Regions from separate parts of the Homo sapiens genome. Here region 1 is linked to region 2. The links are chromatin loops, found by intact Hi-C in ENCODE. Cell type or tissue: Caco-2. All regions are shown on one strand. Links, peaks and the distances in the headings refer to the core of each region. The heading gives the core; the rest is flanking DNA. Region 1 has its middle 270 kb from the start of PHF14. Region 2 holds the start of LOC124901590 (a long non-coding RNA gene).

The links. A loop is a pair of places that touch in the nucleus more often than their neighbours do. Peaks named below come from ENCODE experiments on the same cell type or tissue, not always from the same donor. Only the 100,000 strongest peaks of a DNase experiment are listed, where the experiment ranks them.
Region 1: it touches region 2 in a loop (7-fold over the local background); 4 of 110 quality-filtered maps call a loop at or near these places.

Annotation. Positions count from the first base shown.
Region 1 is chr7:11,232,498-11,249,323 of GRCh38, reverse strand. No RefSeq gene overlaps it. Among named protein-coding and RNA genes, the nearest start is that of PHF14, 270 kb to the right of the region's middle. In Caco-2, for the core only: no CTCF peak of the experiment used is centred there; no DNase peak of the experiment used is centred there.
Region 2 is chr7:11,331,938-11,348,763 of GRCh38, reverse strand. LOC124901590 (a long non-coding RNA gene) reads left to right here and starts at 7,322. Exons shown (of 3, transcript XR_007060212.1): 1 at 7,322-7,416; 2 at 8,365-8,498; 3 at 8,583-13,991. In Caco-2, for the core only: a CTCF peak has its summit at 4,735 (motif pointing right); no DNase peak of the experiment used is centred there.

The DNA.
Region 1 (16,826 bases), core at 2,942-10,941, 99 kb after region 2:
AGCATCCTGAGCAGAAGGCCCTGAGTGCACAAGAAGAAATTCAGTTGCCTATTATACACAAATTCCCCACCGCCCCTCATGTCTTCCTCACTGTCCAGAATCCAGACTTGGAGATAATAGATAACAGGTCAGAGAAATCTGATACCAAGCGTAAGATTCAAAAAACTCATCATTTTATGTAGAAATCTATACTGAAAATTCTTTTTTCCTTTGATGTATTGATCACTGACTGCAACAAAATAAGCAGAAGTGAGACATAAGGAGATAATAATGGAGAAAAAAAGAGACTGCAAAACAGACTACTATACTAAAGACTGTAGTCCATATTGGAAAAGAGACCGTCTCATGATTGCCCCTCTGGCTGTTACATTAAGTACCTAGTTTCCTATATGAACTTTGCTTTACATACTAATAGGATGTTCTTAAAGATTTGAAATAAGCCACAGGCCTAGGAGAGTATTCCTTGAACTGTACTCCATTGATTTGCTTTTCCTGAAATGCCTGTATATCCTTGATGTTAAATGGGTTCTTTGATCAAATAGACTAGAAAAAAAATGGATCCAGGATAATTACGTCAGTTTCTTTGTTCAGACTGCTCAGCTACTTTTCAATGCACACAATTGTATAAATAGAAACCTCTAAGGTATGTTCATTATATTTTCCCATCTTTGTGCACCACCATGATGAAATAGCCTATGCTTTTGAACATCTATACTTGTATAGAAAATGTATCTTTGTAGAATCATATTTGACAAGTAAAGTCTTTCTTTCAAATCCGTGGCTGATGACTTAAATGTTCCCAAAGCCCTTATAGTTGAGGACCCACGTGTCAAATAAGCATGGCATTTTAACTCAGTCCTAAGCACACACTGTGTACACACACACACACATACACACACACACACACACACACACACACACACACACACAGAGATCAGTAAACTTTACCTTGTTTGGAGAATTAGTCATTCAATATTTTGCAGTTCCTTACTTGGCTGGATCTTTCCGTGGGTTGGGGGTTCACCTTTCACCTAATTAATGCACGAAGAATTACTAACTGGACAATTGGCTCTGTAAGATTCCACAGTGTGCCTAAAACTCATGCTGTCTTTCAGCATCTTTCTTTCCCTTTGATTATTTGAGACAGAGAACTAAATTCAACTTCTATAGTTACCACTTACTTCGTAAGTTGTGCAACTTATTTAACCTTTGTTAGTCCCCATTTCCTTACCTATAAACTGAGTAGTAATATTTCTCTTGCAGAGTACTCCTGAGATTAAATGAGAACATTTGTAATACAGAACTAGTACAACTCATTAACAGGAAGGACTCCACAGACGCTACTTCCCTTTATTCTACCACTTCATCCTCACCTCCCTTCTACCTCACCATCTAATATCTCTAAATATTTTAGTAAAAATAAAATAAAATATTCCAAAGCATACTTTGTATTCTAAATCAATTTCTAAATTGTCTATCTAACTGGTATAGTGAAGCTCTCTTAAGAGGCAGTGAAATTAGAAGGGAAAACCAATGATACAATCATGCTATGGTTGGGTATACTTATCCAGTCATCTCTATTCTAATCCTTCCAGTCATAACAAAAGATGCAACATTTCTACCACTGAAAGTATTGCAGAAAAGCCTATAAAAAGACTTTTAATGTGAAATTTGAAAAGATAACGTTTAATTTTGTTGACTTATGTGTTCATCACTGTCTCAAAGGAAACCTGTAGCTGATTGATTTTGTGTTAGATATTCCTTGTCATAATATTAAAACTTTCTTTCAATTGTAAAATTTGGATTAAATAAACTATTTAAGCTAATGCATGTAATTGTGGGCATGATAAATAAGGAAGATAAAGCTTTATCCTTGTTTTAATTATGGAAAATTAAAGCACAAAAAAAGTTCATGCTTCAGTTTTGAGATCTCATTCAGGCTATGTCCCAATATCTAAAAAAAATCTGAATCAGGATTAAAATTCTGGCCCATCTGCTTCTACTCAACAAATCAGATATTTCTCTAACTCCAACATAGAAAAATAAATCATAGATTTCTTTATAATTTCCCCCTTGCTTTTTGACATATTACAAGTACAACTTCAGAAAACCCTGTTTCATTCTCCATTAGAAAAACAATTTTCTTTTTAAAAAGTATCATTGCTCCCTAAATTATAATTTAAAAAATAATTAATATTCTCCCTTCTTAAGCAGTAAAAAATATGTTGTTTTCAACAAATTTAGGCAATATACAATGCTTTAAAATCTTTAGAATTGGGATTTTTAATGAAAATATGCCTGAGAGAAAAAAATTATTTCCACTTTGGGATTTACCCAGTGTCATAATCTAAATGTTTATTCCAGAGGAAGCTTATAATTCCGCCTATATCAGGTTGTTCTAGTCATCATGTTAATTTTACCACTGACATTGCTCATACTAGGAGTACCCCCTAGGATTTCCACACTGAGTAGGAGCAACCTTCTTTCCTCTTCCTGGTCAGAATCAATCACCCTAGCCAAATATTGTAATCCCTCTCCTCGTTACCCGAGTAGCATGAAATGGGCAGGTGACAGCATCTACTTCTAATTAAATAAATCAATTGGTATCTCTAGAAGCATTGCCCCACTTCAAGCTAAACTCAGAAACCAGTATAAAAGTAAAAATTTTGTGAGTCAGTTAAAATGTGAAAGGAGCTATGTCTTTGATATAGATCCATGAATTTCAGTTATGTAAGAAGCAGCACCATATGTCGGTAGTTGATTCAGAATGTATGTTGTATAGTGTAAGAAAGGATTTGATCCTACATGGCATCCTACTGTTTTGAGTACTCCAGTTGCTTTTGGGTGATAGAGTATGTAATAATACCAGCAAATCTCATGGCAGCATCCCAGCTCCTTAGTTCTTTCACTCTAACCTGAGTTCCTTAGGAAGAAACAATGTTGTGTAGAATGTGATGCTTTAAACGATATTCGGTAATTCCTTAGAAGAGTTCGTGGGGAGGAGGTGGTGTGGTGGGTGTGGTGCTGGCAAGAGCTTGATGCAGGAGAAAAACCCACCTGAACCCGGAGTATATATCTATCCCAATGAGGGCAAACTGGTGCCTTCTCCAAGATGGAAGGCTTCCAATAAAATCAGACTGTTATAAGGTAAATGCCAGGTCCCTCCTTGGTCAGTATCAAATCAGGGACTTAGTGTTGGACCCTCTAATCACAGGAGGACACTAAACGATTTTGGTAGTCAGGTTCCTAGTTACAGTAAGAAAACGTACACGTTGTTGGGCTCATGCCTAGTCCCCAATCCTCACATCATCATCACTTTCTTCGTTAGCCTGTTTAGTCTTTTCAAAAGAGCTTTCAGTATTAGTTATTTTCACTTCCTTGCCTCCAATTTACTCTGATCCAGTCTGGCATTCATACTCACCACTGGTCTTAAAGAGCCCTTTTTAAGGTAATTAAAAACCTCCATTTGGCCAAATCCAATGGTCACGAATCAATCCACATCCTGGTCAACCCTCTTCAACTCCTTCCTTGAAACTTTTCTTATTTTAGCCTCTGGGACCCCTCCTTTCTCCGATTTCTCCCTACTTCACTCCTCCTGTCACCTTTGTTAGATCTTTCTCCTCTTCCAGCTTCTAATCACTGAAGTTCCCTAGGGCTCTGTCCTTAGATATTTCTTCCCTACCTACACTCCCTTTAAAGATGATATCATCCAATCTCTTGCCTTTAAATGTCCTCTATATGCTAGGGATCCTCACCTTTATGTTACCACTCCAGACCTCCTCCCTAGATTCCACTCCCATATAACTACCTACTCAATATCTCCATTTATTTATCTAATAGGACTCTCAAAACTAATTATTTCTTCTTATCCCACAGTCTGCTTCTCATAAAGTACTCCTCATCTCGGTAAACACCCACTTTATCCTTCCCATTGCTCAGACCAAAATCTTTGGAGCTATCCTTGACACCATTCTTTTTCTCATATCCATATCCAATCCATTAGCAAATTTTGTCAGCTCTACCTGCAAAGCATATCCAGAATTCAACCACTTCTTACCACCTTCCCCACAACCACCATAGTCTCATCCATCATTTCTTTTCCTATGGTCTGTTCCCCCACAGCATTCCAAATGACCCTTTTAAGACATAAGTTCTATCATGTTACTCTTCCAACAAAACTTACTTCCCATTTTGCTGAGAATGAAATCCAGTCTTTACCACAGTCTATAAGACCCTATATGACTGGGCATCTGCCTCTTCCACTTGTTCCCCTGATTGCTGTCAAATTTGCTTCCTTGCTGCTTCTTGAACAGAACAAGCATGTTTCTGCCATCTATTCCAAATTGTCTGCAATGCATTTACCCTGTATTGTTGTCAGATTCCCTAAACAATATCTAAAATATCACCTCATTACTTTCCTCATTTAAATTGCTAGACAGATAAGATAGCACAGTTTTTGAGGGGTGACTCAGCTTACTTCATCCCACAGTCCTATGGTCTCTACTGAGCCAGTTACAAGTAAAAGCTGCTTTTCAAAATGGTACAGTTACTTGCCAAAGAGAGAATTATTTTTCTAACATTCAGGGCCTTCTGTTGCAGATTCTCCTCTTGTAGCTTGATTTAGGTTTTGTCAGCCTCCCAATCTGCCACAGATACTTTCATCATCACTAGATGCGCTAGGTCATTAAAGCAGAGTGGCACTGCTGCTTGCCCGGCCAGCTAAAGATCTCCCCTCTCATTCTGGAAACCTTTTGGGTCATGGAACACACACGGATATGAAATATGTCAACTCTAAAACAGACATATACCAAAAAAAAAAAAAAAAACATTCCAAAGGATTGTACCTCTTTCTTGGCGGCAACAGGGTCAATGAATAACTATTTGTTTTTTCATCTGAAGTAGAAATCTTGATATTGCCCAGATACTTCAAAGAGCTGACAGGCCTCCATAGCATCGAGATATTTATCTTCCTCCTCTGGCACAGTCATCTTACAAAGGCTTCCAGGCTCTACTTTTTCACTTCACATTATCAGGATGCGATACATGTGGTGAACCAACATGGCTTTCTGTGAAACAGTGACATGGACAAATTTCCTTCAGACAAAATGACACAGAGTTGGACAACTGATTGGATCCTGAGGCAGAACAGTAAGGGTGTACTATTTTCCCTTCCAGGTAAGAACAAACCACCTTCGCTATTTTTTATTTACAGAATAAAGGATGGAAATATTCACCTGTTTAATTGCTACATAACAGATTCAAAGGGCTGTAATGATTTTCTCTAGTAAGGAGACCTTATCAAGAAAATCAAATATAATTGAATTCGCCACCTGATTAAGCTTATAATAATCCACCATCATTCTCCAAAATACATCTGTCTTCTGCGTTAATCTAACTAGGGATGTGATAAGAATCATTAATCTTCATCTTTCAAGCCTTTCATGGCAGTATTAATATCCACAATTTCTGCAAGGATACAGAGCTGACTTTGACTTACTCTATGGAAGAGAAAGGAAATTCCAAAGGCTTCCATTTTAGCATTCCTACCATAATGGGATTTACACCCAGTGGTCTTCAACCTACAGCAAAATTGCGATGCAATAAAATATCCTTATAGTTCTTTTTTCTTTCCCTTCTGCGCCTTACTCCAAACTTTACAGTCTTAATGCCTGATTTCTAACACCTTTCTATAAGCAAATCCTGAGTTCTATCATTTGCCCTCTGAAACATATTAATGTCCAAATAAAAAAGAAAGATCATAAGCTTCAAATATAACAAACAGAATTTCTAATTGTAAACCTATCGCTTCCTGAATCTTGTGAGACTTTGCCCACATTACTTAATTTCTCTAAGCTTCAGTTTTTTCCTCTATGAAAGGATGATTGATACTTATCTACAGACTTACGAGGTAAAAGTCACTGAACACAGTAGGCACTCATAGTAACCACAGGGTTCTAAAGCACATGGTGTTCTCTTTGCCTAAAATATTTCAATTCTCCAACCCTTCTACTCTTCCTCCAGATTTCCCTGGAAAACATTTTCTGTTCCTTTTCTTTGCTTAGGTCAAATTTCCCTTGTATGTATGTTCCCATAACACCACTTCTCTCCCCTTTCCTTCCAGTGTTTATCTTGGATGTTATTTTATATTAATTTTATATTGATATGACTAATGTCTGTCTTTACCATGGCTCTGTATTCCCCTTGAGGGAAAGCCATGGCTGTTTTTGCTCATCTTGGTATTTCTAGTGCTTAACATAGGGCTTGACCATTGTAGGCACTTAAAATTAGTTGAATAAATGAATACACAAGGCAACAATTAATGAGCACTTCCTATTGGTAATACCACATGTTATGTGCTTTGTGTCCACTACCACATTTAATACCCATTAACTTGATACCCAACAGCCCTCATATTTATTATAAATTTAGGAATGTGTGATTTACAGAACATTAAATTCTGAGGTTTTTCACTGTCTTCCTCTTTGGTTTGGGTATCCCCCTTCCTACAATATCTTATAATATATTCCAAATCTCAGGATCATGTTATAATTTGTCTGTGCATTGAAGACCTCCAACACAACACAGTTGATTCAGAAACTCTGGTCTGCATCAGAAACACCTGAGGGCTGGTTTAACATTTCCCCCATACATAGAGATTTTAATTACGTAGTTCAGGAGTGGGACCCAAGCCTACATGTCAATACACAATACCTCAGGTGACACTGATGCTAATGCAGAACCTGTGGATATATCACTTCAGAATGTGAGATTTTGGAACTCCGAACTAGGGAAAAATACAAGTGGTAGAGTTGAAATATTCAATAGTAAACCACAAAGAACTTCAAAGTTAGGGGAAAGATATTCTCACTCTTGGAAGCTGACCTCTAGCGTTCTGAAGTGAACAAGTGTCCTAGGTGGTCAGAGATTGTTAACTAGTATAACGATAAGCAAAGAAACTATATGCATAACAATAACTAGTATAATGATATGCATCAACACTGAAAGCTTTAAATATATATACTGAAAAGTTGGCCTCACAGACTGAGAAACCTTGATTTGGTTACATGAAAGAAGCACAAGACTTATTTCTGCGAACCGTCTTATTACATTTATGCCTAATTACCATGGGCCGAACAATACTCACGTATACCCCTAAATATGTGTTGGAGTGCTTCTGTTGTCAGCTTTCATGTGATTAGAGCAAAATCTGTGGATCTGTCTTTTTAGTTTACTGTCCTAGAACCACAGTCATTTGATCACAACTTTAAAACAAATAGTAAAAGTATGGTTAATGTAACATATTTAGATTTATTTTGGTGATTGTTTTTGGCATTGTTCCTCTACCCTACTAGAAAGAGACAACTGGCATATATGTTCTAGAAGGCAATTGGGCATCTCTAAGAAAGACAACTGAGATTTTGGAGATGGACACAGAATGATTAGTACTCTTTTAACCACTTCATAGATTGGCTCTAGCAGTGGACAAAGGATCCTTGTATGCTCCACTGAAGCACCCATCTCCAGCACTAGCACACATCCCAGGTACAGGAATGGACTTTCACTCGATGGACTCAATAATATATCTTGCCTTTGTTTTTCATGAAGAATATCGGGGTTTTTTTTTGTTTTGTTTTTGGTTTTGAGATGGAGTCTTGCTCTGTCACCCAGGCTGGAGTGAAGTGGTGCGATCTCCGCTCACTGCAACCTCCACCTCCCGGGTTCAAGTGATTCTCCTGCCTCAGCCTCCCAAGTAGCTGGGACTACAGGCACATGCCACCATGCCCAGCTAATTTTTGTATTTTTAGTAGAGATGAGGTTTCACCATATTGGCCAGGCTTGTCTCAAACTCCTGACTCGTGATCCGCCCACCTCAGCCTCCCAAAGTGCTGGGATTACAGGCGTGAGCCACCGCGCCTGGTCTCATGAAGAATATCAGGTTTTTTGTTTTTTAATGTTTGCCAAGATCTCTACAAAAAACAGGATTTTTCACTTGCACATTCAACTTGTACATCTCCTTTATTTCATTCCCTTGAATCTTCAAGTATTATCATTGAAACAGATACAAAAAAACTTAATGGAGGTAAAAATAAATATATTATCAAATAAAAGAAAATTCCAACCTGATTTTATAGATTTTAAGTTTCGGACAGCTCTTTAGTACAAGATAAATATTATATTGATATATATAATTGTTAAGATAACTCGGATTGACTATAGTTGAGTCATCAGCTCCACACTTTACTGGCTGTGTGATCAGAAGCAGTTTCTTAACTTCTGCAAGACCCAGCACATTCATTAGTAAAAAGGGATAATATCTATTGCATGTTATAAGTTTCATGTAAGCATGTTAAAAGTATTCTGAAGTATACCTGGTATGGGGTAGATATTTAAGAATTATTACTATTTATTATTACTAGTCATCATTGATAATGGGATATATTGAGAAAAATTATGATTGTGAGGATATAAACAGTACCTTAGATTATAGCTACAGTTGTTTATAAACTCCATTTTCAAGTCTAACTTTTAGATTCTGATACTTTCCTTTTTTATTTCAGTTGTTAAATATTTTAAAATTTGAAGTTAATTTACCTGTTGAATAAAATAACAAAGATTCCTTTTGTTCCCAGTTTCTTGTGGCTCATGCTTGTTTTGGTGCTTTTTGGAGGAGGGAAACTATTGTGATGTTGACATGGTAGCAACACTCTCATCTGAGGGTCCATCAGTCATTTTTCCCAATGTGAAAAGCTGAACCTAATCCATACAGCTATCATTTAGCATTCTCACCTATCCAATGAAAAATTAAAGGAGGATGGAAACTTGCTATTTTTCTGTTTCACAAATAAAACCAGGCTAGTAAAACTGTCATCAGATCACTTTTCTCAGAAAAGCATTGCTGTCATCCCAAAAGTCAATTGAATTGTAAGCAGAAAACATTCTCATTGATTTTTGCAGGACAAAGCAGAATAACTGGGGACAAAGCAGGCCAGGAGTTGACAAATTAGGAAGAAAATTGAACTGTAAAATAAGCATCCATGAATTCACATTAGTGCTGCCTTTGCTTTATTGAATAAACACAAATGATTTAGGATTTGATTTTATTGTTAAATATCTAGCTAAAACGTGATTAACACAAAAGTATTTAATTCAGAGTACCTAACTCTTATGATGCTAACTTTGAATTTAGAATTATGGGTAAATGCCCAAGAAAGCTCTCTGTCAGCCACGGTTGCAATATTAGAAGATATTCATGTAGTGGCATTTTTTCCAGTAACTCAATTTGCATTACTTTGGATATAAGTGGGAATCATGATTTGACTCACAATGAAATGAAGGACAGGAATGACAGGGCAAATAACAGCGCTAAGTACAGAAACAATCACATCATATCTCACTAAAACTTTAATTTGGAGCTGGGCGTGGTGGCTCACACCTATAATCTCAGCACTTTAGAAGACCAAAGTGGGTAGATCACCTGAGGTCAGGAGTTCGAGACCAGCCTGGCCAACATGGAGAAACCCCATCTCTACTAAAAATACAAAAATTAGGTGGGTGTGGTGGCGGACACCTATAATCCCAGCTACTTGGGAGGCTGAGGCAGAAGAATTGCCTGAACCCCGGAGCCGGAAGTTGCCGTGAGCCAGGATCACGCCATTGCACTCCAGCCTGAGCAACAAGAATGAATGAAGCTGCATCTCAAAAAAAAAAAAAACAAAAAAAAAACCAACTTGCATTTGGCAAGATAACACTGCAAATAAAGTATTTAAAGAATGAGAAATACATTTATGACTAAGTAAGTAATGACATCATGCATGGGAAGAATGTATTGCATTACCAGTTTCTTCCTTACAGTATCTCTTCACTAGCTTTTATTCATTGGAAAAATGTTTTGGGTGAAATTCCTAATGGAAAGTACTTACATTTATATTGTTCTAAGTAATCTTTTACACTGAGTTAGATAGATTCAGTTTTCAAAAATATCTTATTTGGATAGACATCCTTTTAAAAAAAAAAGTTGTCAGGAATTCTAAGGGCAGCTAGAAGTTAAAAACTGCAATAAATTGTAACTAGAAAATAAAGAGTAAACTTATATGAATAACAAAAGGAGTAATTTTTCTTAAAACATAAGTTTTTCACCAAAATATGTCTGAATTATCAGTAAAGGATGCTAAAAAAAACTAAGTCATAATGCCTAATGATCTTTGTGAGAAATCTCATAGATGTAATCATAAAACATAAAGAGACCTATGGATGGGAAAATTGATGTAAAAGATAAAGAAATTATTGTTATGGTAAAAGGCCATATAATTTAGTAGAGAAGTGAACTGAAACAATATGTAGGGACTCAGCAAAATTGTGATAGCCTTAAAGCATTATTTTAATAAATATCTTAAACAGTAAAAAAAAATTAAATTCTAGGAATAAAAAACAGAAATTCGCTGGGCATGGTGATGTGTGCCTGTAATCACAGCTCTTTGGGAGGCTGAAGCAGGAGGGTCCTGTGATCTCAGCAGTTCAAAGCTGCAGTGAGCTCCAACCTGAGCAACAGAGCAAGACCCTGTCTCAAAAAAAAAAAAAAAAAAAAAAAAAAGGAAAGAAAAGACATCTCCCCTTATTCATGACAATGAAATTGGTAAACAACATAAGATGACTGTGCCATATACTTAGCAGAGCACTATATGAATTAGCAAGCTCAATCAATATTTCAGTACCAAGAAAATTAATATAGAACTACAGGCATAAACCTACACATAAAACACTCTTATCTGGACTAATAAAAATGTTTACTAAAATGAAAATTATTACCTGTAAATATGCCTTTCACTATGTGGGCCTCTGTCATTTGATAACACAGATAAATCAACTATCTAACAAAAGTTTTCTTGTTTTGTGTGTTATTAGAACTATACACAATATAAATTTTCACTTAAAAATAAAAATGTGTTAAGCCATTGGTACCTACCAGTATTTTTTTTTAACTACAAATGTCTATTAATCAACTATTATATGCCAGGGAATTTTCTAGATGCTATAGATACAGCAAAAAACAAAACCCATGAAACAATGTAATTTATATTCTAAGGGGGAGAGAGTCAATAAACATATTTTCAAATATTGACAGATACATGTTTTGAAGAAAAATAAGGCAAGGTAATGGGGAAAAGTCATGGGGTGCTGTTTTCCATTGGGAGACTAGGGAATTCCTCTCTGAAGAGGTGACATTTGAACAGATAACTGAAAGTGAAACTTAGGGAGCAACACCAGGTAGGAGGCTGCAGTCATGGCTCTGGAAGAAATATCTGCTAGTGCATTGGCAGATGCAGTGTGGCAAGACAGACAGGCTGAGTTGGGTTCAGGACAGATTTACATTAGATAGGCGTGGCAGCGCGCACCTGTAGTCCCAGCTACTCTGGAGGCTGAGGCAGGAAAATCGCTTGAATCCCAGGAGGCGGACGTTGCAGTGAGCCGAGACTGTGCCACTGCACTCCAGCCAGGGCAACAGAGCAGGAGTCCATCTCAAAAAAGACAGATTTACAACATGGGAGAAAAGTACTTAAAACTGTCATTCTACTGACAGCATTTACCTCAATTTTCTCCTTGAAAATCTAATGCAAATTTCAAAAGGGGCCGAGGGAAAACTTTTACATGCAAATCATGGAATTTAAAACAAATGAACTATCTTTAACATAGCTGAGAAATCAAATCCCCAAAGGCTCTAAGGAATGCCAAAGGAGACAACTTCATTTTCCTCTCATCTTCAACAGAAGACTAAAATCGGTGAAGTCACGATCAAAATACTTAATAAGAAAAACTGTATAAAAGATGGAGACAATTACAGCCATGTAAACTACTACTATTAGTGGTAATATTAATTGTTCTAGAGAGAGACTATAGCATGCAATTACCTTATAATTTGTGATGCAAACTGTGTACAACAAAAGATAGGGTAATTTGCTTTATGGTGTTAACCACAGCAAACAATCACAGGGTTCTCAGAGTTTATTTGCAATAATTAGACATTTTACTCAGAATGTTGCTTTAAATTCATTAGGCTTAGCTCATAGTTTCCATGAAACATTAAACTCTTGGATGTCAAAAATAAACACCATTTTCTTTACCTTATACTTAATGTAGTCAGTAACTGAGAACCTACACATGCTCACACACAAATGGCTCAGAAATCTTAAAGGATAATGAAAATGTGTTATAAACTTAGTTTATTGTCTTAGCAGGATAGATGGATATATGGAACTCATTTGGTGCCCAGATAGTAATCGTTGTTTTTTTTTTTTTAATTCTCTAATCCGAGACTCTATATATACAAAGCTGAGAGGTAAAAGAGGCAGCCAGCAACAAGATTAAGCTTTGAAAAATTGTGAAGCAAATACTTCAAAGAAACTACATGTTTTCCCTGGAACACTCCACAGTGCTTAGCTGGCAAGTTGTCAGCAAACAAAGAGAAATTCAATGTTATCATTTATGACCAAGCACACACCATGATACAAGAATCAGAGTGAATAAACAAATGATCCTAAAATGCTTATGACAATTTGTAGCAGCACTTTAGGACTGGAGCAGCCTTGCAGCATTCTTCTTTTCTAACAACCGTTTGTTGCCAGCCCCCTGAAATAAGCAATGAGCCTTATTGGTATTACTAAAAGCTGAACAAACGAAAGAAAAATAGGAAACCTCATTAAATGCTGCCAGCAGCTTCAACTCATTATGAACATTCTCATATAGCAACCAATAATCCAATAATGCTATTGTTTCCAATAATACAGCTAAATATATCTCCTTGCAAATAATTATGGCTTGACACTCTATAAATCTGTTGCATAGAGAATTTTTTTAGTTCAAACATCTTAATTTTGTTAATATTTTATAAAATTTGACCATTAAAATAGATTAGTACTATAAGAAACTGTACACAATAGCATAAAGTACCTGAAGTATTCATCTTTTTTTTTTAATCTATAGACTGCCCTTTTATATCTACCCACCTGCCAATGTTGCAACTAAGCTTTGCTTATTGTCCTAACTCACCTGAGTCCCTCAGAAACATATTTTTTCCTATAGATTTGTTTTCTTGGCCTCTTTCTTCTCCTCAACACCCTCTAATACACATTCATGCCATTTTTGAATTTGATGTTTTGTTTGTTAGGTCTGTTGTATCAAACAAGTTTAAACTCTCTGACCCTTTCTACTGTTCTCCCACAGTTCACTGCCCCGATTTTTTTTTCCATTTTTTTTCTCCTTAATTTCTCAAAGAGACACCTCACAGGGAAACTTTAACTTAGTAAAAACTGTCAATGATATTGACTATAAGGAAGAGTAACTATGTATTAGTCTGTTTTCATACTGCTATAAAGAACTTCTTGAGACAGGGTAATTTATAAAGGAAAGAGGTTTAATTGACTAATGGTTCAACATGGCTGGGGAGGCCTCAAGAAACTTACGGCAGAAGGTGAAGAGGAAGCAAGGCACTTTCTTCACAAGGCAGCGGGAAGGAGAAGTGAATGCTGGAGTAACCGCCTAACACTGGTAAAACCATCAGCCCTAGTGAGAGCTCACTCGCTATCACGAGAACAGCATGCGGGAAACTGCCCCTTGATTCAATTACTTCCACCTGGTCTCTCACTTGACAGGTGGGGACTATGGAGATTATGGGGATTACAATTCAATAGAAGATTTTGGGTCGGAGAGCACAGCCAAATCTTATCAACTCGCAATCCATGCAATAGACTGTCAGGATTTCAGTTGAGTTTACAGTGGTAATGGTATGTGCATGTTGGTGTTCATGAATACTACTAGTCAGGAGAGAAGGATATAGAAAGATTCACATGTTAGCTCCATGTATAGTGAGATAACATTGTAAAAAGACACATGTAGCATATGTTGAGGAGGGGATGGGTGGTACTATCAGGAGGAAAATTTTTTATACAAGGAAGAAATGGTAGCTAGCCAGACATGAGCAAGGCAGGAGATTACCCTCCCCACCAGCCCCCCAGTCCCCCTCCTCCAATGCCCGCATTTACCTCATTTACGCACACACCAGGAATGTCAGGCAACCATCAGGTGATGGGTCAGGCAGTTAGTAACTATCTCTCTCAAATAGTAATCGGTCTCAGCCAGCGCCAAGGAAAGTCAGCCTCCCAACAGACAGAAAAAACCTGAAACTGGTGATCAGCACTTCTGGATAAGGTCTCACGAGTTGGGCAAGTGAACTCAAGTATGCACATTAAGAGACAAAATGGTGTAGTTTAACTGGTGTATGACCTTCTAGGAACTATTTGGCTGGTAGGGGAAGAATGCCTCAAGTGAGCATGCATACAACTCCAGTAAACACACTGTGCATGTTCCCTCCCCAGTGCTAGCAGGCCACTGCTCATGCAAACAGCCCACCCTAAGGGAAGAATCAGGGGAGAAGAGATGCAAGACCCTGAAAGCATGCCAACATATGAAACCTCCAAGTCAAAGGTCAAACTATGCACTTGATCTCTCAAGTCGCCTGCTTGGCCCTCTTCCAAGTGTACTTTACTTTCTTTCGTTCCTGCTCTAAAGCTTTTGAATAAATGTTTACTCCTGCTCTAAAACTTGCCTCAGTCTCTCCTTCTGCCTTATGCCCAAGAGTTCAGGTTGCTGCAGACCTGTACAGATTTACCACTGCTAACAGAATGAGTAATATGTTGTCGGAACTTCTGCTCTGTGGTAAAAGCAGATGAATTCAGAAGGAAAAAAACTCATTTTCTCACTGCTGGATTCATGACTGAGATATTTATGAATATAAACCAAAAATAGAATTCTAAGCCCCCCAGCCAACTGAATGAACCCCTCCTTTCTGGCAAGGGAATTCCACAGTAAACCTGAAACCCTAGTTCAGGCCATGATGGAGAAGGGTGGTCAGACATGCCTCATTATACCTTCCTCCCTCCAGAATTCAGCACAGCTGACTAGCATTAACATTAAAACAGAAACCTTCAGACTAACAAAACAGACTCTTTGTAGCAATAGGATACCAACATGATGGATAGCAGGCCCTAAAAGAAATCAAAGTATTTTAACCCAAAATATATTTCTTTTACATGTTTTGAAATGGCCCTGCAAAGCTGTCTCTTGTGGGAAAAATCTACATTCTTTAGAGAATTCCTTCCCTTTCCAGGTCTTTTCCTGATCCAGGAGAGAATTGACTAAGAGTCTGGTGCCTTTTAAAGTCTGATAAGAAACCCTTACAATCTATTCTCTCTAAAGCCTGCTAACTGGAGGCTTCATCTGCATAATAAGGATCTTGGTCTCCACAACTCCTTATCTTCACCCAGACACTGCCTTCTATTGATTCCAGGTCTTTAGATAAACTCTTTCAACCAATTACCAATCAGAAAAATCTTTGAATCCACCTATGACCTCGAAGCCCCCACTTCGTGTGGGGCTTTTAGCTTTTGACCAAACCAATGTACATCTTACATGTTTCGATTGATGTCTTATGTCTCCCAATAATACATAAAAACGAATTGTAGCCTGACCACCTCAGGCACATGTTGTCAGGATCCCCTGGGGCTGTGTCATGGGCCAGGGTCACTCGTATTTGGCTCAGAATGAATATTTGACTGAACAGTCAAATATTTTACAGAGTTTGACTCTTTTCGTCGACAATAATAAACTTGACACAAGAGCTTTCAAAAATACAGACCCAAAGAATCAGGACAACCTGTATATTTTTATGCTAGTCTGATGAAGTGGACAGTAGTGCAGAAGTATAATTAGACAAACAGCATAAGATCTAATTGTAATAAACTTGGAGGAACTTAGTGAGGCCTGTGTGTTCAGATTCGTTTCTGTGTCCCAGTGTCTTCAGAGATAAGAATGTATAGGGAGAGTATCTCTGGAATGACCTACTTTAGAGGAAGGTCAGAGAAGTCTTCTATGGTCTACACCAGGGGAGAGAGGATGGGGAGTCAGAGAGACTTTGCTGCTTCTACTCTTTTCTCAAATGCCAAGGTACCACATTGTGGGGTAGCATGTCCTGAGCATTATCATGTTGAATAAATATTACTAGATAAATATGATTCAGAAAGCAAGCAATGTTTTGGTCAGCAAGGGACTTGTAGTTAAGGCATAATTTCTGGAAAGGACAATGAGATCATACAGGAAAGGAAAGGGTTTATTCTATATACATTTTAAGAAAAACTGAGCCCACGAACTCAAGAGTATCTGTTTGGTACTTGCCTATCAACTTTCCCACAAATTTAATCTATCAAATCTTAGGTAGAATCAAGTTTTTAATAGACCCATGGTGCCTCCCAGGCCTGTCTCTTGTCATCAATCTGTGGAAGAAACCCTAGAGAAGGAAGGTTCAGAGAATCTACAAGTGTGATCATATTGCTTTCTTTTTTTTTTTTTTTTTTTTTTTTGAGACGAGTCTTGCTCTGTCGCCCAGGCTAGAGTGCCTCTGAAAGTTGCCAATCGTAAGTGTTGCCCATGACTCCTGGGAACTCTATGGTAGTGTGGCTTGCTATGAAGCCAGGTACCCCAGCCTCCTCAGTAGGGGAGAGGGAGAATGATACAACAAAATTAAATACAAGAGCAATGAAGATCTGCGCCGTACTTCTTGTCTGGATCCCTGGAGATAGACATCTTGTAGGTGTGAGTCACCCTGGCATGGGAATAGTCTAGAGATGACTGCCTAGGATTTCAGAAGCAGATTGAACTTAGAAGCACCCCTACCACTAAGCTTCCTTTTCCCCAGAGTTGCATGAGAAAACACCTACATTTTTCAGTGTCCTCCAGAAGGATATAGGAATTAGTTGCAAAAACAAAAGCCAGGAGAC
Region 2 (16,826 bases), core at 3,028-11,027:
GCAAAAGCAATGGCCACAAAAGCTAAAATTGACAAATGGGATCTAATTAAAATGAAGAGCTTCTACACAGCAAAAGAAACTATCATCAGAGTGAATAGGCAACCTATAAAATGGGAAAAAATTTTTGCAATCTATGCATCTGACGAAGAGCTAATATCCAGAATCTATAAAGAACTTAAACAAATTTACAAAAAAAAAAAAAAAACATCCAAAAGTGGGCTAAGGATGTGAACAGACACTTCTCACAAGAAGACATTTATGCAGCCAACAAACATATGAAAAAAAGCTCGTCATCACTGGCCATTAGAGAAATGCAAATCAAAACCACAGTGAGATACCATCTCACACCAGTTAGAATGGCAATCATTAAAGTCAGGAAACAACAGATGCTGGAGAGGATGTGAAGAAATAGGAATGCTTTTACATTGTTGGTGGGACTATAAATTAGTTCAACCATTGTGGAAGACAGGGTGGCGATTCCTCGAGGATCTAGAACCAGAAATCTGACCCAGGAATCCCATTACTGGATATATATGCAAAGGATTATAAATCATTCTACTATAAAGGCACATGCACATGTATGTTTATTGTGGCACTGTTCACAATAGCAAAGACTTGGAACCAACCCAAATGCCCATCAGTGATAGACTGGATAAAGAAAATGTGGCACATATACACCATGGAATACTATATTTTATGCAGCCATAAAAAAGGATGAGCTCATGTCCTTTGCAGGGACATGGATGAAGCTGGAAATCATCATTCTCAGCAAACTAACACAAGAACAGAAAACCAAATGCCACATGTTCTCACTCATAAGTGGGAGTTGAACAATGAGAACACATGGACACAGGGAGGGAAACATCACACACTGGGGCCTGTCAGGGGTGGGGGTGCTGAGGAGGGATAGGATTAGTAGAAATACCTAATGTAGATAACCGGTTGATGGGTGCAGCAAACCACCATGACACAAGTATACCTATGTAACAAACCTGCACGTTCTGCACATGTACCCTAAAACTTAAAGTATAATAAAAAAAGATTATTTCAAATAAACAAAAACTGAACCTCAGCAAGTAATTAAGATGTCATAAATCTACATAAAACAATGTAGTGAAGGAGAGTGTTGTCTTTAATAAACTAGATACTCATATGCTTGACTAAGGTGCTCTGGATTTTGAAAAAAAAACTAAGATAAATTCTCACTGTTTTAGTTGTCTAACACTACTATAACAAATTATCTTATTTTAATAATAAATTTTAATGATTTATTTTTAAAATTATTTAAGCCACAAATTTAGTGGCTTAAAACAACACAAACACTGGAGAACAAAAGTCTAAAATTAAGGGAACATCAGGGCTGGACTCCTTCTGGAAGTTCATGGGGAGAATTTTTTTCTTTGCCTTTTTCACCTTCTAGAGGCTTCCTGCATTCCCTCCTTGGCCCCTTCATTTCATCACTTTAGCTTCTTGCTTCCCTTGTCACATTTCCTACTATTATCTCTGATCTTCCTTCCTCCTTTGTGATTGCTTTGGGCCAACTCTGAAAATTCAGAACAACTTCCCCATCTTAAGATCCTTCACTTAATCACACTTGCAAAGTCCCTTTTACCATGTAAGATAGTATCTTTGGTGATTCTAGGGATCTTTTTTGGGGAGGGACATACTCAGCCTATCACATCCATTTATATTTATGCTCTTACTAAGTAGCTACACAGATGTTGCCAATATACATACAAATTCCAAATTGGAAAACTCTGCAGTAATTGTTTATTTTAAAGGCTTACACAATTTTTTTATTTTATATCTTGAATTATTTTTAAAAATAACCTCAGATTAGAAACTGGTTAACCTCTAAGTCTTTTCATGTATAGACATAGAAGAATAGTTGTAAATATGATTATGATCACTTTTTGAAAATGTAATCATTCCTAATCATGCCTTTATAGAAACACTTAGTCCAGAGATTCTATAGTCTCTCCAGTGAACCTTTGCAACTGTTCTTTTCCTAGAAGGAAAGGGAATGGGTAGTGCGGGAAAGGAACGGAGAGGAATAGGAGGGGAGGGGAGGTGAAGAAGAGAAGAGAGGAGGGAAATGAGAAAAGAAAGAGAAGAAAAGACAAACTGCAGTTTAGGAGAAGCAAAACACTAAAGTCTAAGTGAGAGTTCTCCTTGTGTCACTCATTAGTCATATGACTAAACAAGTCACCTTATCTATCCTCCTATATAAAACTGGGCCGATTACTTTCTGCCTTGCCTTTCTTACCAGCTGGGGCAAGGATCAAATGAGATACATACAAACTCAGGCTATTATCATCATCCTGCAGGGTGAGGCATTTAAACTGCTCATGTCCTACTTGTCATTAAGATCACAAGGAGAAACACTTCCAGTCTGAGCTATTTACCTCGAATACAGAGCAGGGTACAGTGAATCCAAAATTTCTTGTCTTCACATAAAGCCTTCCAAGGGGAAAAAGAAGGATCATTTTAAAAGTAAAAAGTGTTCTTTAAGAAACAAAGATGTCTGTGCCATGTACAGACTTAATGATGACTTATCTAGTGAGTATAGCTCAGTGAATTTGTGAGCAAAATTGGCCTACTCCAGCTTTATTTCTTCCACTTTCAAAAAGTTCTGTCAAGTTTTCAAAGAACAATGGAAAACCACCAAAAAGAATATATATTTCAGGCTGGGATGGCCTGAACTGTATAATTTGAGCTCCATCCTGTTTCCTGGGATAAAACCACTGCATTGTAAAATATGCTTATTCATATGATAGAGTCAATTGGCTTAAACAATTTTAAGCTTCTCTTAGTTGCCTGAGTTTCCAAAAATTATGTTTTTGCACATAAAACATCAAGAACTTCTTTAGCAAACCGCAACATTATAATTGGCAATACCACACCTCAAATATTTTGCGTGGACATATTCCAAATTCCAGGCCTTTAAGAGCTAGATGATTCAGTATTTCCAGATCTTCTCAAGGCAAGGCTGGCAATCAACTGTAAGAATCAACAGTAGCTTTGTCTAGCTTAAAGAAAACCTGCTTCAACTTCTATTTAATATTACTGAGAGCCATCACATTTCTCTTTGACAAGACTGTTTGCACAAAGGTTTCTCCAGAGAGAAAGCCATGAGATTAATTTACCTCCACCATGGTGATTGACTCCAAAGCAGCTGATGGGCAACTGAAGTGTCTCCAATCTCCCTCACAAATTACTCTAAATGGTTTTGAGGATAAACTTGCCAAGCCTGTTTTGCCTAGCAGCTCTGACAGAAAAATGGGCAATTGACTTAAATAAAAAACAAGAGGATCCATTTGGGCTCTTCATAATAAAACTGCCAAGGGGCCTTTGTTAGTTGATGTTTGAGAAGCCACAGATATATCACGTACATCTAGAAATTAAGGAGCCTGTTCTACACACACTTCTTAGGGAATTCGTGATCCAACAACATAAAGCTGAGCTTGTCTAACAGGTAAATGCAGAGTAAGGCTAGCAGGAGATTTCATAAAATGTGAAGAAAAACATTCATCACATAATGTTGTGAATTCTGTTTCTGTCCATTGTTCTTAATGCTGATGAATCCCAAAGGAGAGTAATGTATTTCTCTGCTCCACTTTTTCGGAGAGGTGAATTGTGTCTCCACAGCCTTAAATTTCAAGAGAACCTGACATTAGAAAATAATCAAACTCTCAACAAAATACACATCACTTCAAGGTGGCATTATTTATAAGAGAAAAACATTTGGAAATAGCCTCTACTTTTAGTAATTAGAATTGGTTAAATAAATCTCATATAAAACTATGAAAACTATTTTATAGTCATTAAAAATTTAGTTCTTGAATCACGTGGAAAAAATGTTTATCTTGAAATATCAGTTTTAAAAAGAACCAAACTGATTAAAATTTTGTCAAAGAAAAATTGTAAATATATTACATCTATGAAGAGGTTAAAGTCTGAAGAAGGAAAATATATAAAACTAATAAAAAAGGGTTTTTCTGGAGAACAAATTATAGGTGTCTTGTTTATTCTTTAATTATTTCTGAATTTTTCCAAGTTATCTGTAATGAACTTGTGCTACTTTTATAATCAAGAATTATATTTTAAAATCACAGAATTCAATCAGGACGAATTTCTTCCAAAAAAAATCACTAATTGATGATCAAAGAAAGCCAAATAATATGCCCTTGTATAATTACATACATTCATCTATGCAAAAAAATGAGTGAATTACATAAATAAAACCATCTGATACTATATTATACCATAGGAATAGCTACGTGTTCCTTTAGTCTTTGCAAGAGCATCTGTCACAGTGAAAATACTCCACGTGATACAGTTAATGAGAAGGTTGACGACGTATTTTTGAAAAAAGTTTTTTCTAGGACAAAATGGCTCTGTGATTTTTAATCCTTCCCAGGAAAGACACCTGCACTTAATTTCACCCTTTCTTCTAAAACCATTTATTCCATTAGTTTCACCATCTCACTTTTCACAGCAAATATTACAACTCTTCAGAAGCTCTGCAGAACTTAATAAAACAGCAAACATAGTTATATATCCAGCAGTCATTTTAGACAATTAAACGCAGTTTTCAGTTTCTCTACACGAATTTGATAAGTTGGAGCCCAGACATTGCTTTGAACTGTGATGAAAGGAGGAATTTCTGTTTCAAGCGACACCGTGCCCAATTTAAATTTTGGGAACGATCACCATAAAAAGTTGTCTTGACCAATTTATTCCACTAGATGGCAGTCTTGGGATGCTACATGTAACGAAATTGTGTAATTTCTGAACATTAACCAAAAGACTAGGAAAAAGCAAGGCCATGGGAAGGTAAAATGAGGTTTAAAACGCTACAATAAGGAAATATAAACAAGCAACGGGGAAAGATTTAGGAATCACAGCTGAGACTGATAAGGGGAAACAAAAAATGACTAGACTCTCCTATCTTTATTAAGCATGCATTTTCAGATGTATAGCTCACTCCCTTTCTTGCTTTGCTTTCATTAATCAAGCCCTCATGGAGCCAGTCCCCACCAGTGAGTGGACCAGATTCAGTGTGGCCTTGTGATGATCAACTCTGGCTTATGGCTCACATGCATGGCAAGCAAAAGTGGGGATCTAAAAATGCACAGAACTGCTTTGCTGCCCTCTGAAATGGAAGGGGAAGGGAAGATAAACAGACACCAGTTAGCAATGCAAGATGGAAGATGGATCATGTTCCTATACCTCCCAAGATACCACTTTATGCTAACTGAATGATTCATCTTTTTATGCTAAAGAAAACTACTTTGAATTAAAATTAGGCCATTTCAGAATCCCAGCAGTTTGAGATCACATCACTGATTCTTTCTGACTGAAGTAAAAGCTGGAAGTGTAGCCTTACAAAGACTTGAAACTGAAAAACACTTTTTGCCCAGAATAGAGAGGACATGTAACAGTACCTCATGCCTCTCATCAGGCTGTAGCATTGCAGGTAACTGCTTAATGTGGCTTTCTATGCTTTTCCTCTTTGGACCCTTACTTTTTCCAGTACTGGTTATGAAATGGAATTCAGGCTTCAGTTATTTCAGGAATGCCACAGATGAACTCAGCAGCACTAAACCACCTGAGAACCCAAGGACAAAGAACTATCGCTGAGTCTCTCATAATTGGTCCTTATCCTTCCACTAAAGTCATCACTATTTGAGACTGAATTGCTAGTACAAAGACTGAGTAGAAATCACCTAATGGCATTCATTTACTGGGTCAAGAAGGCTGTTTATTTTATTCTTAGAAAACACTGTTAATTCTTTAGTCTCCCCTTTCAAGAATTCATCTAGCACAATATTTGTCTGTAATTCTTATTAGTAAACCAGGGCAACTCCACAGATGTAGGAGAATGGTGTCAGGTGACTGCCTCATTATGAATGTCAGACTGAAGTTTAGGATATGAATTTCTAATTTTAAAAAATAGTCAATCAGGATGATAAAAATTTAGATAATCCTCAAATGCCAAAATGCTAAAAAAAAAAAAAAAAAGAAAGAAAAGAAAAAAGAAGCCATTGAATAGCACATCATTAGGAATAATGTGGAATAGAATACAAGCATCATCACGTACGCTATTACAAAAACTTAGTGACTATATATTTTTACCTAATCAAATATTGTTATTCGTTTCAACAGAAAGTAAATACTTTCTTTATCATCCAAATTGTCCATCTATATTGCACTAAATGTGTACCTGAAAATTTCCTGTTCAAGAATCTGTATGTATTATGTTTTGAAATTCAGTGTACAATAAATCCACTGTAAATCTATAAAATAAATACGTACTTGAACAGAGATGCTCATACAAGCATACATTGGGATAATATGAATGGAATGAATGAAAATATTGAATTAAGAAGTTTGATATGGAAAATATAAGACAATGGATATATTTTTCCTGGGGACTTGGTAGGTCTTCTTAAAAGGCATAAAGGAAAATATTAATAATTTTGGCAATATTAAAATTTATAACTTTGTTGCAAAAGGCATAACAAAATTAAAATATAAGAGATTGAGTGAAGTTATTTCCATTGTGCCTCCAAGACAAAGGATTAGAACCCAGAATATATATAAAGAATACAAATTACCCAACAAAAACAAATTGGCAAATATACCCAGCAAATCTCAGGTTAGGACAAAGTATATAAATATGATCCCAACTCTTCTGTGAGCCAAGGGAAAGGCTAAAGTAAAAAAAGGACAGTTGAAAGCAGAGGTGGAAATGGAGGGAAGACAGAAGATAATTTCATTGCCTTTGCATCTCCTCAGCTGTTGGCTACAATTTTTTTAAACTTTTACTTGCCTACCATTTATTTCAACTTTTGTACATGAATTAACTATGTTTTTTTAAAAAAAAAAAGTCCAGATTTCCCTAGTTTATTGTATCAAGAAAGCCTTAAACTCTATTCACAATAACTCAAAGACACCAATGCCAGGTAGAAGAGGAGGTGGTTGAAGAAAAAGAACAGACACTCTATTGCATACAAAGATGTAACGAACATTTTTAAAAGAACAATGGTCAAGTCTAGCCTTTAGGTGTAGATTTGATTCTGCATCAAGATGATGAATGAAATCCTGTGTATGGATGGCACTCAAATTTCAGATATGGTTCTGAGATTCTGACAAAGTGGACCACTTTAAACCAGGTCTTGTCTAGGAAAATCATAAGCAACTCAGCCCAGGCTTTACAAGTTGGCAATACAGATTTCCACAAGAGAGCAGCACGTCCTCAGTTTTGAAAAGTACGTTGGTGTGTTTTGCTTCCGTTCTCCACTCCAGATTTTTTTTTCCTTTCATACCAATGGCTGCTAAACACAAACATGTTTGGCTTCATCTGGGAACACTGATGTGAACAGAATACATTCCTCCTCTATGCAGGCACAGGTGAGATTCTACTGCACACATGCTTATCATTTGCAAGAACACAGACCTGACCCAGCATAAAGAATGTGTTAAATGACAATGGGGACAGTGGAGAGCTGTTCGAGATTATGTAATCTCATTCTACACAAGCTGATAGAATTTTTCTCTTTATTAAGCATTGTTTACCCTCAGAAAATTTATCTTCCTCTCTTGGGTGAGTATATATTCACCAAAAACTTACAGCAACATGTACTGCTTATGTAAACATACGATGGATAGAGGTACTGTTTTCAACTTAAAAATATATATATTTATACAATTTAGAACCTTGTTTCCAAGGCAATTAAATTACAATGTTTTCATCTTGACTGAGTACCAAAAAGGTGCCAGGTTCTATAGTTCATATGGAAATAAAGTTAGGAGGGTATTAATAATATAAGAATTCAGTTTTTATTGTCTTTAATTTTAACACACAAAAAGAAAAATTGAATTTTGCAGTAAATATATTTTCCAAATTGGTAAAAGTTATTTTAATCTCAAATCTTACTGTCTGCATAGACTACTTAAGCATTTTGTAATTTAAGTAATTTTGATTTAATGAAACATCAAAGAACCTAAAAGTAAAATCCTCTGTTTTTTACCCTTATTATCTATAAAACAGATTTGTTTTGTTGGGTTTTGTTTTTGTTTTAAATTCCCTGAAGCTTGGGTTGTTTTCCAGGGTGAATTATTTACTAATACCTATTACCCTCAAAAAAGGAGATTTCCCATCAAACTACTGGCATCCACTAAGTAATAATAACCTAAGAAATCAGCTGTGCAAAAAAAGCTACCTAAAGGGGCCAGGAATGAATTACTTGTTTCATAGATAATTCTGTCTCTGCACAAAAGAAACAGGGGAGGGCTGCATTGTTCTTTTGATAACAAATAATAGAGACCTTCTCTTATTTTCTCCTTTGCCTGCTCCAGGAATGAAGATGGAAATTTAACGCAAAGCATCCTGGTCCTTGCTCATTATGATTCTGTAAAGTCCTGCCATTTAGGAAATGTGTCTCAATTTCTGTGGAGATGAAGCAGGAAGGTCAGACTGAGCTTTAATCAAGGTATCTCCCTGCTGGGGTAGGAAGGCTTCCCTCCCCTCATATATGTGGCTTTAATTTGACCGCTTTTTTTTTTTTTTTTTTAAGTGCCTGAAGCCATGTCAGGGTCTGGCCATGGCTGCTATTCACTTAATCCCTGAAGCCCAGTGAGTATACTGATATTGTCATTGACAATTTACTCTTGCGGTATTTTTCTGCTAAACTGAGAGGGATTTTGTCACTGGTGCACTATCAAAAATACATGAAGGACTTGCCCCTTATTAAGAGATGCCATGTCAGTTGAGGTCACATTTATAATGAAACCCCAGCAATGAGGAGTCTCCATCCCTCACAGGAAACAAGGAAAAAAGCAGAACTCTTAAATTGCTCTATGCTGCAAGGAGGATTAGCCTCCTCCTGGGGAAAATGTAGTGGGCTGTCATGCCATTTTGTTCAAAGGATTTCCCCTTCTTCTCGCTGCCTTGAACTCCTTGTCATCGTCTCTCCCCTCACCCTGCCCCACCAGCATCCCCAATGCACGGGCACGGCCCCCAACCCCTTTGGCAATCTTCTTCATCCCTTTTATTTCATAAGAATTTCTTTTCTTTTTCCAGTGTCCTAGATGCTATAATTCATTCTGCATTAGGTGGGGATTACTGATTGACTCCCGAGAAGTCTGGAAAGTTAGACATTGATAAATCAGGTAGTTCTTGGGTTAAGAAGGGTGTCATACATGCTGCCAGACTTGATACTAGGTATGCCAGCTAAATTTTCCTCTTCAATTTGAAAGTCTCTCAAATCCCACTGAAGTGGTAGACTATATGCATTAAAAACAAAACTTGATTGCTGTTCATCAAGTTTGAAAGAATATAGGTTTCCACCCTTGGGCATTAGACATATGAAATGGTTATGAGTGGGGCAGCCAACCCTAGACAAAACCATAGGAATGGGAATCCTGTCACTGCCCCCTCCGCCACAATTACCCTTGTCAGCCCCCTCTCCCGAGGCACCTTTTCTTCCCCATTCTTCCTCTGGCTGGCTATCTGTTGCCAGTTAAGGGATTATTAACGTTATTTTAAATTGGAAACATTTTCAGACAGGTTTGCAACTGAAAAGTGAGAATCAAGAAAGTTCTTCCATATGGCCTTTGGAAGTCTGCTTACCTGAGTTCTAAATAAAATCTCCAAAACAACTTCAAGGATGTTGTTTGTAATTAGGGACTTTCAAGGAGGTTAGGAGCTTCTCCATGTTGTCCTCTTTCTTTACTTTAACAGACTGTTCCTAATGAAATACCTGTCCTTTTGCTAAAATACCTTGAACTAAGATATTAATATTAAGAGATTAAGTAACAGTGCTTCAAGAAATAGAAAAAACCATTCTGTTAATGCCACAAATATTCCCCTCCCAACTTTTTGGTTGTCAAAATCACCTGCTCTTACTAGATAACACCTAGACTTTTCTAAACCATTTACAAGACACATTAACAAAGTGTCTTGGAAGCTGTGTCTCACCTCCCAGTTGTCAGCCCGGAGACTGCCCAATATCCAATGTCAAGGGATGCAAAGTTTGATTCTTATCTACAAGTCTTGGCCTTCCTAACCTGATAACAGCCATGTTCTCTCTCAATATTTATATTCTTACATTTGCTAAGGCTCTTAATTGAGAGCAACAAAATCAGGCTTAACAGAAGAAAATAAAATTTTTGTTAAGATGTGAAAGTGTCTTGCAGAAACTAAGGAAGACTTGACCAGCAGACCAAGGTAAGGGCAGAAACTCAGACGGTAGATGGGCCTCAAGAATGGCATTAGGATCATGGTAGGTCTCGCACCCCCGTCTCTGCTGTATATGTTCTTCAATCATATTCATTCTCTCTCTCTCCCTCTCTCCTCCCCACCCCTCTCCCCCCGCCCCTGCTTCTCTCTCAACTGGCATTGTTTTCTCTATTCCTTATGGCAGAAAAATACGATAACTAAGCGGTCTAAATTTTATACAGTATAGGTCTGTCATCTTGACAAAGACAGAATCATCCTCAGAACAAGTTTTAAAATGCAGACAAATGCTTTGGCCTATACAAATATCTTAATTTGGGGATATAAATTGTGTTCAGAAGATGTACTCAGATGTTAGTGCACCCTGGAACATGGTGGCCAAAAAAGGTCAAGAAACGGAATGAGTACTTGTGATCAGCTGAATAATAATCACCAAAAATGTTGTTACCTTATTTGGCAAAAGTAACTTTGCAGGTGTGATTAGGTTAAGGCTCTTGAGGTGGGAAGATTATCCTGGATTATCCACTGTGCCCTAAAGGTAATCACAAGTGTCCTTATAAGAGACAGGCAGAGTGAGATTCAGTTTTAGCAGAGATGAAAGCAGAAATTGGAAGGACGTTCTTTGAAGGTGGAGGAAGAAACAACAAGCCAAGCAATACTGGAGTCTAAAACATGCAAGGAAACATATATTCCTGGAGTGTGCACAGACCTACTGATACCTTGATTTCAGCTTAGCGAAAGCCATTTCTTTTTTGTTTGTTTTTTGTGAGGCTTTGTTGTTGTTGATTTTTTCATGTGAAAGCCATTTCTGACTCCTGTTCTACATTACTGTAAAAGAATAAATGTGTGTTTTAGGCTATCAAGTTTGTGGTATTTTATTAGAGCAGACATAGGAACCTAATTTAGTAATTCTTTAAAATACAAGAATGGGGCCGGGAGTGGTGGCTCACACCTGTAATCCCAGCACTTTGGGAGGCCAAGGTGGGCGGATCGCCTGAGGTCAGGAGTTCAAGACCAGCCTGGCCAACATGGTGAAACCCCATCTCTACTAAAAATATAAAAATTAGCTGGGTGTGGTGGTGGGTTCCTGTAATCCCAGCTACTTGGGAGGCTGAGACAGGAGAATTGTTTGAACCCAGGAGGCAGAGATTGCTGTGAGCCGAGATTGTTCCACTGCACTCCAGCCTGGGCGACAGAGTGAGATTCCATTTCAAAAATAATAATAATAAAATAAATAAAATAAAATAAAATACAAGAAGGGGTAGCAATGCCAGGAAGGGAATTCTTAGTAAGACTCTGAGACCTCAATACAAAAGACTATAAATGGTCACTTGGAAGGAAGTTCAAAGAAAAACCAAGTATCGGGGGGAAGACCTAAATAGAGGAAAGAAAGATAAATATAAAGGCTAGAAAGGACACTAAACTGGAAATTAAGGTTCTGTTCCCAGCTCCCTGACTCAGATTATAGTGTAGAATAGGCCCTCTACCTTCTTAGCCTTTGTCTATGCACCTTGACATGAGGGTTTAAGTAACATAATCCCAACGGTCCCTGCCGCTTTAAGATTTCACGATGCTAAACCTCTGTCTAGATTTTGGCCTAGATTTTGCAGTGTTAGCACCTGGGGGCTCTTGAAGTTTACATTTCTGGTTTTGACATGGTAGATATATTGACACAAAATCCAATACAACTAGAATGGAAAACCCCCAGATGGGCATGTACAAAATCTCTGAGATTATTTAATAAGAAGGAGAACAAGGGAAACTAAAGGCAAGACCCTTGAGTCAGCTCTGGAAAAAATTTTCGCAGTGGACTAACAACTGCTTGTAAAAGCATATGTGAATATTCCTCAAGGAAATCTGGAGACAGCTCTGCAGAGCTGAAAGTAAAACACAAATCTATCAGCACCACTGGAGGGAAAAACACATTCCCTGGTGATGACAGAATTTGTTGGTATAGAACAAATAGCACTTTAAAATAATAAGGTAATGTTTATGTTTGGGGAAATAATTTAAAGATAAACAAATGTGCCTACAATTGGTACATCAGAATTTATTTTGCCCTAAATTCCTCGTCTGTGTTCCTTTTGTTGGCTAAAATCATAGCAATTCTAACAAAAGTTACTAGATATTTGAATCCTTGTAAGTATGGCCATAAATTGTGTTTTAAAAATCTTCAAATCGTTTGCATAGTTCTGTCATCATATGGAAATGCAAAGATGTTTGTTCTGTCTTGAAACCGTAATAAAAAGAAGACAAGCTATGTGTCCGTTCAGTATTGCATTCAGCTGAGTGTAATAGAACTCAAGCTGTAATTGTTTAATGAAAGTGGGTAAACTCTTCTTTGATTAAAATCAGTCCAAATGTAGGCAATCCAGGGTTAGTCCAAGGATTTCACAATGACATAAGTCTCAACTCCTATTCTTCTGCTGTCATCCTCGCAAATGGATTTGCTTTACATTACTGATCCATAGCACAAGATAGCTGCTCCAGCTTCAACTCCCTCTGCATTCCAAGCAGGAAAAAGAGATGAATGCAAAAGGCAAAAGGTTTATTAATCCCTTTCAAGAGCTTTCCTCAGAGCAACATCTACACACATTACATTGCTAGAACTATGTCCCTCTTTACACACCCCCAGTTGCAAAAGAGGCTGGCCAAAGTAATCTAAAAAAAAAAAAAGGTTGAGTACTTGCTTTCTTAAAAACATCAGAATTTGTTTTAGAAACAAAGCACAGGATAATGAATATTAGGCAGACAACTAAAATGTCTGTCAAATTCTTGAAAAATCGTCAACCATTTTATTTGCCTTAATGAAGTGATCATTAGGGCTTCTCTTATAATCTTTTTTTAAAGAAGACTTTTAAAGGAAACTTTAGATTTTAAGATTATTTAACTTTTATTTTAAGTTCAGGGGGACATGTGCAGGATGCGCAGGTTACACACATGAATGTGTGTCATGGGGGGTTGCTATACAGATTATTTCATCACCAAGGTATTAAATCTGGTATCCATTATTTATTTTTCCTGATCCTTTCCCTCCTCCCACTTTCCACTCTCTGGTAGGCCCCAGTGTGTGTTGTTCCACTCTATGTGTCTATGTGTTCTCATCGTTTAGTTCCCACCTGTAAGTGAGAACATGTGATATTTGGTTTTCTGTTTTTGCGTTAGTTTGCTAAGGATAATGGCCTCCAGTTCCATTCATGTCCCTGCAAAGGACATGATCTCATTCTTTTTTATGGCTGCATAGTAGTCCATGGTGTATATGTACCACATTTTCTTTATCCAGTCTATCATTGATGGGCATTTGGATTGATTCCATGTCTTTGCTATTGTGAATAGTGCTGCAATGAACATATGCGTGCATATATCTTTATAACAGAATGATTTGTAATCCTTTAGGTATATATATACCTAGTAATAGGATTGTTTGGTTGAATGTTATTTCTGTCTTGAGGAATCATCACACTGTTTTCCACAATGGTTGAAATAATTTACACTTCTACCAACAGTGTGTAACTGTTCCTTTTTCTCCATAACCTCACCAGCATGTTATTTTTTGACTTTTTTATAATGGCCATTCTCACTGGCGTGAGATGGTATTTCATTGTCGTTTGGATTTGCATTTCTCTAATGATCAATGATGTTGAGCTTTTTTTCATATGCTTGTTGGCCTCATGCATGTCTCCCTTTCACAACTGCCAAAAAAAAAAAAAAATACCTAGGAATATAGATAACATGGTAAATGAAAAGATCTCTACAAGAGGAACTACAAAACACTGCTCAAAAAAAAATCAGAATTGACACAAATAAATGGAAAAACTTTCCTTGCTCATGGATAGGAAGAATCAATATCTTTAAAATGGCCATACTGCCCAAAGCAATTTATACATTCGATGCTATTCCCATTAACCTGCCATTGACATTCTTCACAGAATTAGAAGAAAAAAAAAACCTATTTTAAAATTCATGTAGAACCAAAAAAGAGCCCAAATTGTGAAAGCAATCCTAAGCAAAAAGAACAAAGCTGGAGACGTCGTGCTACCTGACTTCAAGCTATACTACAGGGCTACAGTAACCAAAACAGCATGGACCTAGTACAAGAACAGGCACATAGACCGATGGAACAGAATACAGAACCCAGAAATATGACTATACAACTACAAGTATCGGATCTTCAACAAACCTGACAAAAACAAGCAATGGGGAAAGGATACCCTATTTAATAAATAGTGCTGAGATCACTAACTAGCCATAAGCAGAATATTGAAACTGGACCCCTTCCTTATACCATATACAAAAATTAACTGAAAATGGATTAAATACTTAAATGTAAAACCTAAAACTATAAAAAACCTGGAAGACAACATATGCAATAGCACTCAGGTCATAGGTACGGGCAAATATTTCATAAGGAAGATGCCAAAAGCAATTGCAATAAAAGGAAAAATTGACCAATGCAATCTAATTAAAGAGCTTGTACACGCAAAAGAAACTATCGACGGAGTATAGAGACAACCTACAGAATGGGAGAAAATTTTTGCAAACTATGTATCTGACAGAAGTCTAATATTCAATATCTATAAGGAACTTAAGCAAATTTATAAGAAAAAACAAACAACCACATTAAAAAGCAGACCAAGAACATAAATTCAGATTCTTTTGGTTGCAGCAACTCAACCAACTGACAGACTCCAACAGAAAAGGGGGAGATTCTTGGACATATACCAAAGAATTTTATAAAATGAAGAAAAGTTTGAATAACTACTCTCAGAAAGAAAAGAAAGTAGGGCTGCTCCAGAGACATTGTGGATTTTTTCTCTACCAATCTGTCAATAACAGGTACAGACTACACAGTACATTTTATAAAATAACTCTCTAAAATTGCAAGGTGATAACTGCCAGCTCCTGTCACAGCTGGATTTTTATTAGGTCACTGAATCATCCTATCAGGCCAGCATTTTCTGAATGATGGGGTATATGATTGTTTGCATTACTCCCTTGGGTATGATCCCATTGCCTTGCCACTTTTGCTGTGAAGTGAATTTGGAGGTAATAAGTTTATTCCGACAGTGTATACAACCTTCAGTAAACTCACACATGGTGATACAGAGGAATAAATAGAAGATAAAGAAAATCCAAATCCAGACTATGCATAACTATTCTAATATGGGAAAAAAATTCCGATTTTTTCACTGATGAGAATTACCCAATTTAGTTAATTGAATTACCTGGTACCTAAAAAGCACCCTTGAGGTTTGACGTTAGATTGGTGTTCAGAATTGGGTTCTTTTGCTTGAAAAATCATGCACTTAGCAATGATAGTAGGCAAGTCAGGCCCAGTGAGGAGACATTCATGCAGTTGAGCCTACAACAAGCCTAACATCTATCTTTGTACCATGTCTGCCTTGTTCATGAGCCCACTGATTAAATACCTTACTGTCTAATAAAGGGAAATGACTGACAACTATGGGTCATTTTGTCTACCTGATTTACTAAGGGCCTCTTCTATAGTGAAAGTCTTCTGAAAAGCGTACATAAGATACAACCCTTTTCATCCTCTAAATGCGTTCTGAGAGATCCATCCACACCAACACATCTCTTAACCTTCTTGTCACCAATATTCCAATTTTGATCTTCCCCAACTAGAACTAGACAATAACTGTTGCCTAGAAATTAGTATAGATCATGATTTCAGGCCACATTTCCTTTTAGCAAAATAAACAGTAAATTGTTATGCTTTGTGTTCTGGTCACAAAGAGACTTAACCTTCTCTACTGTCTTTCAGGGCCACTCATAACTGGAACCGCAACACCACAGACCATTTCCAGTTCATGTCAGCATTTTACAGAGAACCAGGCATGAGTAATTTATCTTTAGTTAAGTGGCCATGGGAAACTACCCATGAGGCCATCCTAGGTATTAATTGAGGAATTTATTGCAATGTAAACCATGGAAGTGAATGTGACCTGATTATGCAAATAATTTGTATATTCATGATCTAGTTTGATGAGAGAATATTACTAGTTATATGCAGCTTTAAAAATAACATATAGCATAAGTTGCTTTTGAGTAGCTCAAAGCCTGTAGCCGTCCAAGACCAGATGTTCTGTCTTTAACAGAGTCAGTTAGAAAGCTGAGACTCATTCTGAGGTGAAGGAGAGTTACATGGAAAAAGAGGATGGCTCTGCTCTCAAACTCAGACTTACACTCAATTGTCCTATGAGAGCTTGTCACAAACTACACAGTACTTCCTATTCTCCGTACAGCATCTTTCGAACTGCTGGTCATAATGGCTGAGTAAAGAGTAATGTAAATTTTCTTACAGAAGAGCTAAAGATGCTTCTCTTGCTCTGGTAGATTTTCGGATACCCAGAGGTGATAGGTTCATAATTCTTTCCCTCCTCTCTCTCGGCATGGTTCACTGTGGATAGAGCCTATTTCCCTGTCCCATAGACTTTGGGCTTCACCACCATATGGCTTGGTTTTATCAATGAAGTGTTGGAGGATATATATCAGTATTCCTATTCCTGAAAGAGACTTTGAGAGGTGATGTGTGTTTCTAGCTGCCCTCTTGCATCCCTGCCTT